Regions from separate parts of the Homo sapiens genome. Here region 1 is linked to region 2. Evidence: chromatin contacts called from ENCODE Hi-C or POLR2A ChIA-PET data. All regions are on one chromosome and are shown on one strand. Each heading gives the region's core, a stretch centred on a gene start or an enhancer-like site at or near the end of the contact. The rest is flanking DNA. Distances are from core to core; before and after follow the strand shown. Region 1 overlaps LOC107985688 (a long non-coding RNA gene). Region 2 holds the start of ITGB1BP2 (integrin subunit beta 1 binding protein 2).

The links. Hi-C counts contacts between places; a loop is a spot of excess contacts on that map. ChIA-PET counts read pairs that join two places held with the same protein, here RNA polymerase II (POLR2A). Pooled maps may share reads with other maps.
Region 1: a pooled map shows a loop between it and region 2 (2.7-fold over the local background). The contact joins the enhancer-like site here to the promoter of ITGB1BP2 in region 2. A Hi-C loop is called at or near these places in 2 of 50 pooled maps. POLR2A ChIA-PET finds 5 or more read pairs at or near these places in 8 of 52 experiments (AG04450, CD8-positive, alpha-beta memory T cell, HepG2 and 5 more).

What each region holds. Positions count from the first base shown.
Region 1 is chrX:71,178,027-71,184,743 of GRCh38, forward strand. It overlaps LOC107985688 (a long non-coding RNA gene), which reads right to left. Exons shown (of 2, transcript XR_001755878.2): 2 at 5,356-5,991. Among named protein-coding and RNA genes, the nearest start is that of NLGN3, 37 kb to the left of the region's middle. RefSeq lists enhancers at 3,907-3,956, 4,013-4,307, 4,357-4,446. Within about 2 kb of position 4,030, at least 35 of the 41 ENCODE cell types and tissues checked have a DNase peak (open chromatin) inside an H3K27ac peak, as active enhancers do.
Region 2 is chrX:71,300,500-71,307,142 of GRCh38, forward strand. It overlaps ITGB1BP2 (integrin subunit beta 1 binding protein 2), which reads left to right and starts at 1,251. Exons shown (of 11, transcript NM_012278.4): 1 at 1,251-1,371; 2 at 1,638-1,687; 3 at 1,778-1,834; 4 at 1,912-2,057; 5 at 2,763-2,857; 6 at 2,962-3,017; 7 at 3,128-3,198; 8 at 3,313-3,412; 9 at 3,688-3,801; 10 at 4,043-4,105; 11 at 4,466-4,872. The coding sequence starts at 1,308. The coding sequence ends at 4,693. It overlaps NONO (non-POU domain containing octamer binding), which reads left to right. Exons shown (of 12, transcript NM_007363.5): 12 at 1-669. RefSeq lists an enhancer at 3,049-4,248.

The DNA.
Region 1 (6,717 bases), core at 2,780-5,279, 120 kb before region 2:
ACGACATAGTCTTTGCCTTCAGGGAGCTCACAGTTCTGTAGCAGAGATATGTTCACAAATAGCCGTGGTATAAAGTATAACAGGGCAAAATGGCCCAAGTTATTACAGTAATTCAGAAGAGGGAGCAGGCCCTTCAGACTGGGGGGAACCAAAAGAGAGGCTTCAAAGAGTTTGATCTGTACCCTGACAAATGGGATGGATCTGACAGATGGACACGGCTGAGAGAGGACAGCATTCCAGGTGGAGGAGTCTAGGGATGGGTATTTATGGAACGCGTCTGCGGTGCTGGAAGCAGGCCTGTTTGATTGTAAGAAGTAATGAGGCTGGTCAGCCACATCACAACTTTTTTAGACACGGTCATTTTCAGCATGCCCAGGGTAGAGCATTCAGTCCTTCAGAAGGAGGACTAGAATTTAAGCAGAGCCTCTGAGGTCTCATGTCTGTTGTTCAACTGACCTCCTTGGAGAAAAACAACTCTTCTGGAGGGTGGTGGCATCCAGAAAGGTTCTAGGAAAATCACCTTTTTCCTTTTCTGAAGCTGAAAAATAGGTCTCTGGGAAGAACAGGGACTAATGCCACATTTAAATCCTAAAAATCGGCCAGGCGCGGTGGCTCACACCTGTAATCCCAGCACTTTGGGAGGCCAAGGCGGGTGGATCACCTGAGGTCAGGAGTTCTAGACCAGCCTGGCCAACGTGGTGAAACCCTGTCTCTACTAAAAATACAAAAATTAGCTGGGTGTGGTGGCGGGCACCTGTAATCCTAGCTACTCAGGAGGCTGAGGCAGGAGAATCGCTTGAACCCAGAGGCAGAGGTTGCAGTGAGCCAAGATCACGCCATTGCACTCCAGCCTGGGCCACAAGAGTGAAACTCCTTCTCAAAAAATAATAATAATAAATCCTAAAAATCTTCAGCTGGAAGTGGCTCTGGCTTAAGAATTCAAGAGTTTTCATTGAAGGAGGGTCATCTGCCATATCTGAAAGGCTTCATATTCTTCAATTTCATGTGGGGAGTGGGGAGGGAGAGGAAAATAGTTCAAGGGCTCTCAAGGTCCATTTCCTGATGGTTTCTTCGGACCTATGGTTATGATTTGGTGCCACCTGGTGTCCGAGACAGAATATAGCGCCCTTGTGTAGAAGCCGCCTTCCCCCTCCTTCCTAAATCAAGAGCATTGAACTGCTTCCCAGCATCTAGGGATGGGGCTATCTTCCTTCCAGTAGGATAGAACCAGCCATTCAGAGGCACTCTGGGGTCTGTGTAAATGGAAAAGAAGAGGAGGAAAGGGAAAGTCCTGAACCAGGCCTCATAGCCATCCTTTCCTATGTTACCAAAGTTTATATTTTTCCCTAGAGTACCCCTGGGGTAAATAGAGTATCTTCCCCCAGAGTACTTTCCCCAGAATACTACAGGACTGGGTTTGCCATGTCCCTCTCTCTCTACCCCCACACATTCTCTTATGATGACTTGAGTATCCACAAAAGATTATTACAACACCTCTCTCTCAGACGTGACCAAGAGAAATTGTCATGATTGTCTAGGGTGGCCAAGGGAGGAGCAGTAAATGAGTCTTGTTCCCCCTGAGCTCAAGTTTAAATGTTGTTTCTTCCTGAGTGGGCTATACTATTCTAGAACGACTGAGCTAGAATAGCTCCTCCATAAGAAACCTGTTTATTGAAACTACACTTAGAATTCCTACAGCCCCTCTTAAAGGTTAGGGGAGGGAGAAACGGTGCCTCAGATAACAGAACAGATGGTGGCCCCCTTTTCCCTCAAGCCCCATTCCTAAATAGATTCAAAAGGATCAATAAAACTGACACTGAGGCTGGGTGCGGTGGCTCACACCTGTAATCCCAGCACTTTGGGAGGCCGAGGTGGGCGGATCACTTGAGGTCAGGAATTTTTGAGACCAGCCTGGCCAACGTGGTGAAAACCCGTCTCTACAAAAAATACAAAAATTAGCTAGGTATGGTGGCGGGTGCCTGTAATCCCAGCTACTCTGGAGGGTAAGGCAGGAGAATCACTTCAACCTGGGAGGCGGAGGTTGCAGTGAACCGAGACCGCGCCACTGCACTCCAGCCTGGGCGACAGCCTGAGACTCTGTCTCAACAACAACAACAACAAACAAACAAACAAAAACTGGAGTGGTCTGATGATAACTTATAAAGGAGTATTAGTAGAGCATAGTTTGAGGGGATGGCTTGAACTGGGATGGCCAGAGCTGAGCAAGGACAAGACTGAGCTAATGAAAAGGTTAATCCTTCTGCTACTACTTCCATTCCTAGGTACCCTTAAAGTCTGAGTTTCTGTTGTGCCCACTCAGGCTCTTCTGGGTGCTGGAGAATCCTGGACCAGCTCTCAGTTTGGATTGTCAATTGCAGGTGAGGGGCATGAAAATGGCAGAAGTGCAAAAGAAAGAAACCATCAGCTAGATTTGAATGCTTCGATTCATGGATCACTACTTTTATTTGCCTCAGTTCTTCCCTGGTCCCTATATTACAGGGCTGCCAGAGTGCATGCCCTCTAACTGTACCGGCTAAGAAGTAAACAAATTCCTTTTTATCTTTTAGTTAAGACAAGGCTGCAATTTTTGAAAAGTAACATTTGCTAGGACACTAATGAATAAGAAAGTAACCAAAAGAGGTAACAAGAGAACACACAAACAAATGGGCTTACAGTGTTCACATTTCTTATCTTGTATCAACTAAAGTTTAACCATAGTTGGCCGGGCCTGATGGCTCACACCTGTAATCCCAGGACTTACGGAGGCCGAGATGGGCAGATCACCTAAGGTCAGGAGTTTGAGACTAGCCTGGCCAACATGGTGAAACCCTGCCTCTACTAAATAAAAATAAAATAAACCCCATCTCTACTAAAATACAAAAATTAGCTGGGCATGGTGGCACACTCCTGTAACCCCAGCTACTCGGGAGGCTGAGGCTGGAGAATAGCTTGAACCCGGGAGGTGGAAGTTGCACTGAGCTGAACCACTGCACTCCAGCCTGGATGACAGAGCGAAATTCCATCTCAAAATAAATAAATAAATAAATAAATAAATAAATAAATAAATAAATAAAGCTTAACCACAGAGGAGGCCAGGCGCAGTGACTCACGCCTGTAATCCAAGCACTTTGGGAAGCTGAGGCAGGTGGATCACCTGAGGTCAGGAGTTCGAGACCAGCTGGGCCAACATGGTGAAACCCCATCTCCACTAAAAGTACAAAAAATTAGCCAGATGTGGTGGCAGGTACCTGTAATCCCAGCTACTTCGAAGGCTGAGGCAGCAGAATCACTTGAACCCGGGAGGCGGAGGTTGCAAGGAGCCGAGATCGTGCCATTGCACTCCAGCCTGGGCAACAAGAGTGAAAACTCCATCTCAAAAAAAAAAAAAAAAATCATAGAGGAAGTTATCTGGTACAATGTATAGGGCACCTAAGCAAATCCTTTTTTGCCAGGGTAACCTTTCCCAACTCATGAGAGGTCAGAGGTTAGACAAAGCTGCGTAGACCCGAACCTGAAGGTTGGTGCAAAAGTAATGGCGGTTTTTGCAATTACCTTTAACGGCAAAAACCGCCATTACTTTTGCACCAGCCTAACAGATCTAGTGAGTTTCACAGTCCCTGGTGGAATCGGTTTCCCATACTGCTCTCAGTGCAGAGACCCTAGTGGGTGCCTTCTGTCCTGGCACGTGCTGCTTTCCGGTTCTGCGGTTACCCTGGCCCTTGGGTTTCCCCCACCCTCCTCCCATCCTTTTCAGGCTCCCGGAAAGAGAAGACCCCCAGTGAAACTCCACCCCTTCACATAGTTTTGATGACTTAGGACATGTGTTCGGACAAATACAAAAAAATGTGCTTACGATTCTAATTAGAAAAAGACACTTAGAATTGAGACTGCTTCTGAAAATCTGATCCTGTGCTGGCAGTTCCTGTTGTTCTCAGCTAGTATTTCGTTTTAGTCCCCTAAAGTGGCCATGTGACCTTGATAGCAAACGCCATCTTTCTGCGGAGCCCGCCTGAGCTGCGGCAAGCTGCTCTGACGGCTCGCTAGCAATCTGCCTTTTCCGATTTCAAAATCTTTAGACCGCCCACCAAAACCCTTTTTCCGGTCGGAGAGGCCCGGCAGGCTCTCAGGTCATTTGCGGAGCAAACGTGATTGACACGATCTGCGTCTAATGAATGTTCGTCTGCTTCCCAGCTCGGATTACTAGTTCCGCTCCCTTTCCCAGTTTGTTTTTGATGACTCATCCCTCAAATTCTTCACACACTCGCCTGATTCCCGCCCCTCCCGTCCTCTCTCTCCTCGCTCCCACTCGACGCCCACCCCCCACCTCCGCCGCCTCGCCCTAGGGAAGTGGATTTGGTGAATCCTATCGAGGATCGTTTTTTTACAGTGTATTTTGAACATATAGAAGCAAAAAGCACAATTTCCGTACAGGAAAGAGGAGGTTCATTTCCTTATAAGGAGCTTAACCCCTCACTGTTCTTTGAGCTTTTTCTCGTCCACAAGATCGGGGTGGGAGCAGGGGCAGGAGAAACGACAGCGGGGCTTTTGCCACTCAATTTCCAGTTCAATTCCAGAACCCCCGCAGCTCTGAGTCCCTAGCAAAGGTCAGCTGCCTTGCCCCAACAGCCGGCCCCACTGAGGGAGGAGTCCGGGGGAGTACAGTCAGGGTTGAAAGTTTACAAACATTTCTCTGGGTCTCGGGCATCTGCAGTGGGCACCTGCGGTGGGCACGTATGACAGTTTTGCCGGGGGCTGCAAATGCAAAATTGCAGCCCTAAAGAGGAAACAGACCTTCAGTCGTTAATAGGAGGAGGGGGAAAGGAAGGGGGAGTAAGAAAAGTAGGGAGCTGAGACTGAACTAACAAGCTCTTCTGGACCCAGACCCCTGAAATAGGCGAATGAATGGACTTCCACCTGCACAAGAAATCCTAGCTTTCCTGGATAGGGTCAAATGAAGCCAATAGAACATCCATAGTGAGAAGTTGGCAAGAGACTGGCTAAATTTGCCCCCTTTGGGCTGCTTCTTGTAGTCTCATTTGCTCTTTGATGCTCACACAACCATCACCACTTCTCTGCTGTGTCTCTTTATCCCACAGCTAAAGCATGTGATTGAAAACTTGCAGTTTGACCTAAGTTTAACACTGCCTTGTATAGGGCTTTGTGAATAATGGGTGCAGGATCAATTCCCCGGAGCCTGAGTATCATACCAAAGGCTAGAGACTCAGGGGCCTCCCAGTCTGCAAAGTGCTCTCAGACTCAGGCACATATTCTGAGGGAGCTTTTGCATTTTGGTCTTGGATCTCCAGGAGAGGACAGGAGTTTGCCGATTGGGAAAACAAAGAAGGTGCTAAGAAATAGGTGACCACCTTATTTTTTTATTCCCTCCTAAGCAGCCCCGCTGCTCTCCCTTTGGAGGCCCCTTGGCTAAGTCTCATCCAAAGTTCATTTGCATTGTCCAGCTTGCCCCTCTGGCCTCAGAGAGGAATGTAGCCAATGAACAGGAAAGAGGAGGCATGCTTTCTGTCCCTGCTGGGGTGGAGAGTAAGTGGAGACACGAATCCTACCCCCTCCCCAGTTTCTGCTTCCAGCGCCTCTCCTTCATCTTCATCACAAAACATTTCTGAGGCATTTCTCTGTCCAAGACTCTGTCCACATTACTTTACACGTAGTCGTTGCCTTGACAATCAGAGACAACAAGGGTTGAGTGACACTAAAAATGCAGAAAGCGGCCAGGCACGGTGGCTCATGCCTGTAATCCCAGCACTTTAGGAGGCCGAGGCAGACGGATCACTTGAGGTCAGGAGTTCCAGACCAGCCTGGTCAACATGGTGAAACCCTGTCTCTACTAAAATCACAAAAATTAGCTGGGCATGATGGTTCATACCTGTAATGCCAGCTACTCAGGAGGCTGAGGCAGGAGAATCGCTTGGACCTGGGAGGCGGAGGTTGCAGTGAGCCAAGATCGTGCCGCTGCACTCAGTGAGACCCTGTCTTAAAAAAATAAAATAAAAAAAGAAAATGCAGAAAGCACATACATGCAGGGTGGGGAGAAGTAGGTTCATGTGTAAAATGTGTAATCCACAAATGTTCACACCAGCCACACATCTGGGGTCAGTGCAATTTCAGGGGGAAGGAATCAGGATAAATGCATGTAACTGAGATGAAAAGTGGGAGTGGGCAATCGTGAGAGTTTTTTGTTTATCTAGGCAGATTGGGACCAGGAAAGCTATTGGCTCTCAACTGCAAAGGATTCCTAGAGGACATGGGATTGCAGAAATAGCTGAGTGACAGAACCAAATGGAGATAAGGTATTTGCCTCCCGAGGTGGGAGTGGGATTAGCAAATGGAATCGACTTTGATCAGGAAATGGAATAACCAGTGATTGTTATTTCTTTTCCTCCTCCCCTCTCAACACACGTTTGTTGAGTGCCAATTCTGTCGTAGATACTGGAAACATAAAAACAATAACGATAGAAAATAGTTCTTGGATATTTACTTAGGTGCCAGGTATATATTAAGCATGTTATCTTCTTTAAATCTCACAGTGACCTTCTGATGTAGGTATCATTATCATGCCCATTTTGCAGATGAGCCAGCTGTGGTTCAAAGAGATGAAGTGACTTACCCCAACACCACACAACTAGCTGTAAGTGAAAGAAGTGGGATTTGAATCTAGGAAATTAAAGTCTAGAGCCTGTGCATTTAATCAGTATGCTC
Region 2 (6,643 bases), core at 1-2,500:
TCTGCCTCCCGGGTTCAAGCTTGTCCAGGTTGATCTTGAACTCCTGACCTCGTGATCTACCCACCTCGGCCTCCCAAAATGCTGGGATTACAGGGGTGAGCCACCGTGCCCAACCTCACTTGCTTCTTATCCTTACACTCCCCCAGCCCCAGAGAAACTGCCACATACACCACAAAAACCAAACATCCCCCAATGACCTTAGCCCCATTGCTCCATTCACTCCCAGGTGAGAATTCAGGCAAACGTCCACAAAGGTCACAGGCAGCGTACATACGGTTCTGTTATACCCCATATATTACCCCTTCATGTCCTAAAGAAGACATTTTCTCTTAGAGATTTTCATTTTAGTGTATCTTTAAAAAAAAATCTTGTGTTAACTTGCCTCCATCTTTTTCTTGGGTGAGGACACCCAGGAATGACCCTTTTGTGTCTATGATGTTGCTGTTCACAGCTTTTCTTGATAGGCCTAGTACAATCTTGGGAACAGGGTTACTGTATACTGAAGGTCTGACAGTAGCTCTTAGACTCGCCTATCTTAGGTAGTCATGCTGTGCATTTTTTTTTTCATTGGTGTACTGTGTTTGATTTGTCTCATATATTTGGAGTTTTTCTGAAAAATGGAGCAGTAATGCAGCATCAACCTATTAAAATACATTTTAAGCCTTTTAATTTTCTGTGGTGTTTTTGAAGGGGAAAGGAGGGAGGGGAGTTATCTTAGGAGATGAGCAGTAGACTCTATAAAGGTAATCCTTTATGACCTTTGGATTACAGTATTGATCTAGACAAACATGGGGAGGAGGTGGGGATGAGGTGCATCAAATGGCTGGAGGGGTTGGCAAGGATTAGCGCTATTGATACTACATGGAAGTAATGATGGAGGAAAGCTGCCCCTCTGAAAGAGGAAGAAAATGGGCTTAATCCTCATCGAGCTGGGGGCGCGGGGGGGGTCTCAAAATTGGTATTTGTTTCTTAGCAGCTGCTGCTGTGTCCAAGGCTTGGAATTGCTGTGGTGAATCTAAAACTGTCTCAGTAGTGGTGAGCTGACCTCACCCAAGTTCAAAGCCCTACTCTGCCTGATCCTTTTTTCCTGAGCCTCAGAGCTAAAATGCCCCCGAGCTCTTTCCTATTGGCTGGAAAGACGAATTGAAGTTCCCTTGCCCATGTTAGGAGGTGTACGCCTCCTGAACTAAAGATAGAAACAGCTGGCCCTTCCAGGCAGCTAAAAGCCTCCAGACTAAGAGGTGTTCCCCATTCGGCAGCCAGACTCCTTGAAATACCCTTTCAGTAATCATTCAACCAACGCTTCCATGTCTCTACTCTGTCGTAACAAAGGCTGTGGGCAGCACTTTGACCCTAATACCAACCTTCCTGGTGAGTAAAGAATCCTGACCTGGCCAGGGGCTCTGTGTGGGTGTTGGGGACTGGTCAGCTGGGGGGCAGTGTGTTTGAGGAGCGGGGAAAGAAACTACCTGCCCTAGTTTAATTGGTCTGAGTGATCTTACAGCCTTTGCTGGCTTTTTTTTTTTTCTTCACATTATATGGGAAGAAACCATAAATAGAAACCCGGGGAAGAGGTGAAAAATGATACTTGGTATAGTTATCTTCCCTTCCTTGATAACTTCTACTGATGTCCACAGATTCCTGTTGCCATCACCCTGGGGTCCCAATCTTCCATGATGCACTTAAGGTGAGGAGTAGGTGAGGGGGGTTAGCAAGAGCATTTCCCAGAAGAGATAATACCCAGGAAGCTAAGCTGATCTGGGTCTCTTGTTATCAGGGTTGGTCCTGCTGCCGAAAGCGAACTGTAGATTTCTCTGAGTTCTTAAACATCAAGGTAAATTATTTATGTACTTGGATTCTGCCCCCAATAGAAGGATTCTATCCCTAATCCTATCTCCTTATCTATACTAGGGCTGTACTATGGGACCACACTGTGCTGAGAAGCTTCCTGAGGCCCCTCAACCTGAAGGCCCTGCTACAAGCAGTTCACTTCAGGAGCAAAAACCTCTGAATGTGATTCCAAAGTCAGCAGAGACCTTGCGCCGGGAGAGGCCCAAGTAAAGAGGAGGAGGCCCCTGGACTTTTCTTATTTTCATGTAGCTTCCTAGGAGTGATTAATGGGTCATTGAGGACTGGGAACTAGGGACCAGGGATGTGAGGAGGGCCAGATGTCAGGGTTTGGATGGTGTATATCCTGTGCCTTAGGGGAAATTTGTGTCTGGAAATAACGCCCTTTCCTCTAAGGTGGTGTGGGATGATGGGATAGATACCTGAATCAACAGAGTAGATAGCCCCTCACAAATACATCCTTAGTGTATAACACAAAAGGGATTGTTGAGAATGACTTCTCTTTCTAGAAAAGAACTTTAAGATAAATCTCATATCAAGAAAAGGATGTATTGTATTATTGGCAGCCAGGAGACTTCCCAAATTTTGTGGGAATAATAAGAGCAACAGAAGGAAGTCATATTAGGTCCACGATTAGATAAAGAGGAAGAGGATATGACTCAGTTCTGCAGAGAAAAGTGGTTAGGTTTAGAGCAACTGAGTAGATGGGTAAGAGAAGTGCTGGGGATTTCTCTAGGGTTCAGGTATTTGGGATGTCCACAGAGATGAAAATTGGCAATGGGGTTGCTACCCAACCTCTCCAACTCTGCCTCACTTTCACCAGGCTTCTTTAATTCCATTACCATCGGTGGGAGTGTTGGAGCTAGCAATCATAGCTAATGGGTCAGAACTAAATCACCACCCTTAACCCCTAGGTCAGAGTTGCCTCTGAAGCTGCTGCCGCTAAATATATCCCAAGCCCTGGAAATGGCATTGGAACAGAAGGAATTAGACCAGGAACCTGGGGCAGGTAGGTGGGTCTTTAGTAGGATCAACTTCATAGACTGGAATTTAGTGGAAGTGGCAATTGAGTGGGGGGATGGATAAGTTCCTGACTCTGTTTCCCTTGCCCAGGACTTGACAGTCTGATCCGGACTGGTTCCAGCTGCCAGAACCCAGGATGTGATGCTGTGAGTGAGAGTTTTGAGGGGCTCAAGCATATGGCTGAGGGATGACTGGGTATAGATAGGCTGAGTAGGATATACCTTAGAATGACCTGGTTCTACTTTATCCTTCTTAGGTTTACCAAGGCCCTGAGAGTGATGCTACTCCATGTACCTACCACCCAGGAGCACCCCGATTCCATGAGGGGTGAGGGAGGGGACTGGGTGGGCTATGAGGCTATGAGACAGGTTTCTCCTAATATTTGGTCATAAGATAATATTGGGGGTGAGAGAATTCAGTTGAATTATCTTCCTACTTCAGGATGAAGTCTTGGAGCTGTTGTGGCATCCAGACCCTGGATTTTGGGGCATTCTTGGCACAACCAGGGTGCAGAGTCGGTAGACATGACTGGGGGAAGCAGGTAAGCCCCAGCTTTCCTGAACTCTTGATTAGAACCCAATCTCAGAGGTAAATTCTCCTCCCTCTCTGTACCACATAGCCAAGCTCCCTGTCTTCTCCCTTTAGTATAGACCAAATAAGATTCTGCTCCTTATCCCTCAACAGCCCAGAGGTTTTGCAATATGAGGTTGTGTTAATCTTTTTGAGACTCTCTGTCTCTTCTCCACGTGCATCATGAGAACTCCCCTTCAGTTAAGAATTTATTCTTACCACCTGCATTTCACATCTTCTCTTTAGCTCCCAGCATCTTGCCGCCATGATTGGCACCAGACAGATTCCTTAGTAGTGGTGACTGTATATGGCCAGATTCCACTTCCTGCGTTTAACTGGGTGAAGGCCAGTCAAACTGAGGTGAGCAATGATCTGATGTTGGATGGGAGGATAGTCAATTGGGTGATACTACAATCTCACAGGCAGAGTTGCCATTTGCTGTTAACCTGTAGGCTCCATAGTACCCTTAGAGGAAAGGAGAGTTATTAGGTCAGGGCTGTCTGGCCAACCTGTGGATCATACCTCTGACCTGGTTATCTGTCGTAATGACCTATTCTGACCTTCTGGGTTTGTTACTACCCCTGTAATTCTTTTCTCTCAGCTTCATGTCCACATTGTCTTTGATGGTAACCGTGTGTTCCAAGCACAGATGAAGCTCTGGGGGGTAAGTGAAGACCAGGGGACACAAGAGTGGGAGGCAGATGGGTGAAAGAGCGGCTAGACTGGAATAGAGGGTGTCTTGAGGGAAGGAGTTGTACTAGGAAAATGGAGGTTTTCTCTTCATTTGCTTTCATTTTCTCTCTCTCTCCTACTCTTCCTATTTCCCTCTTTCCCTCCCCTCTTCCTTCTCCCTTTTCATCTCTCATTTCTTTCCTCTCTCTCCCTTATTGTCTTATTCCTCCCTTACCTTTTTTCTTACCTTATTAAAAATTTCTCTCTCTCATTTGTCACCACTCCACCCTGACCCCAATGCCTTTGATTTCCTCATTCTCTCTTTCTTCTGTTTTCCTTTGCTCCTCCTCAGGTCATAAACGTGGAGCAGAGCTCTGTCTTCTTGATGCCATCTCGGGTTGAAATCTCCCTGGTCAAGGCTGACCCAGGATCCTGGGCCCAGCTGGAGCACCCTGATGCACTAGCTAAGAAGGCTAGGGCAGGGGTTGTGTTAGAGATGGATGAGGAAGAATCTGACGATTCAGATGATGATCTGAGCTGGACAGAGGAGGAGGAAGAGGAGGAAGCAATGGGGGAATAGTGACACCAGACAGTTGATGTCTAGATAGGACCTCAATGATTCCCTTAGAATCTTAGATACCAGGATATTGTTGGCCATGTGGCATCATTGAGCAGCAGGAGGCTGAAGGAGGGGAGAACAAAATTGTCCAAACCATGCTGTTTTTTTCCCTTAAATAAATCTTGTATTCTTCAGTTTCACATAGTGTCATTCTCTCACCTCACTATCTAAGATTGTATTTATTACCCCCAACTGTGTGTTCAACACACATTGTGAAAACAAGCACATGCACATTCAATCTATTCCTCATAAACACCAGGTATTTACTGAGTACTCCCTATGTGCCCAGTTATGTGTTAGGTGGTTTAGAAATATCTGAGAAACAGAAGACTTACTCATTTCTCTCAACAAAGTAACAACCTGGCTGACAAGTCAAGACCAATCTACATGAAATAATAATAAACATTATCAGGTAGTTTAACTGAGTGCCAAATTGTGCAGTACAGTTTTTAAGAGCTGTAGTTGAAAGAATGGAAAAGTTAATGTGGACAGTAGCAAAAGGGAAGACTCCGTGGTGGAAGAAGTCCTTTTTTTTTTTTTTTTTTTTTTTTTAGACGGAGTCTTGCTTTGTCGCCCAGGCTGGAGTGCAGTGGTGCGATCTCGGCTCACTGCATCCTCTGCCTCCTGGGTTCAAGCGATTCTCCTGCCGAGTAGCTAAAACTACAGGCGCTTGCCACCATGCCCAGCTAATTTGAAATACAGTTTATTTTTTTCTTTGGTTGCTTATGCTTTTGATGTCATATCTAAGAAACCATTACCTAATCCAAGGTCATGAACATTTGTCCCTACCTTTTCTTCTTTTTTTTTTTTCTTTTTTTTTTGAGACGGAGTCTTGCTCTGTTGCGCAGGCTGGAGTGCAGTGGCGCAATCTTGGCTCACTGCAAGCTCCACCTCCGAGGTTCACGCCATTCTCCTGCCTCAGTCTCTTGAGTAGGTGGGACTACAGGCGCCCGCCACCTCGCCTGGCTAATTTTTTGTATTTTTAGTAGAGACGGGTTTCAGCGTGTTAACCAGGATGGTCTTGATCTCCTGACCTCGTGATCTGCCCGTCTTGGCCTCCCAAAGTGTTGGGATTACAGGTGTGAGCCACCACGCCCGGCCCCTATGTTTTCTTCTAAGAGTTATACAGGGCTGGGCGCGGTGGCTCACGCCTGTAATCCCTGCACTTTAGGAGGCTGAGGCACATGGATCACCTGAGGTAGGGAGTTCGAGACCAGCCTGGCCAACATGATGAAACCCCGTCTCTACTAAAAATACAAAAAATTAGTTGAGTGTTGTGGCACATGCCTGTAATCCCAGCTACTCAGGAGGCTGAGGCAGGAGAATCACTTGAACCTGGGAGGCGGAGATTGCAGTGAGCCGAGATTGCGCCACTGCACTCCAGCCTGGGCAACAAGAGCAAAAACTCCATCTCCAAAAAAAAAAGAGTGATATAGTTTTTTAGCTCTTACATTTAGGTCATTGATTCATTTTCAATTAATTTTTGTATGTGATGTGAAGTAGGGGTCCAACCTTATGCTATTGCATGTGGATGTCCAGTTGTCTCAGTACCATTTGTTGAAAAGACTATTCTTTTTCCCATTGAACTGTCTTGGTTCCCTAGTTGAAAATTAACTAACCATAAATGTGAAGGTTAAGAAGTCCAGTTGACCCTTGAACAATGCAAGGTTGGGGCACTGACTCCCCACACATTTGACTTCTTTTTTAAAATTTTTATTTATTTATTTATTTATTGAGACAGAGTCTCACTCTGTTGCCCAGGCTGGAATGCAGTGGCATGATCTTCGCTCACTGAAACCTCCACCTCCTAAGTTCCAGCGATTCTCATGCCTCAGCCTCCTAAGTAGCTGGGATTACAGGCATGCGCCACCACACCTGGCTAATTTTTTTTATTTTTAGTAGAGACGGGAT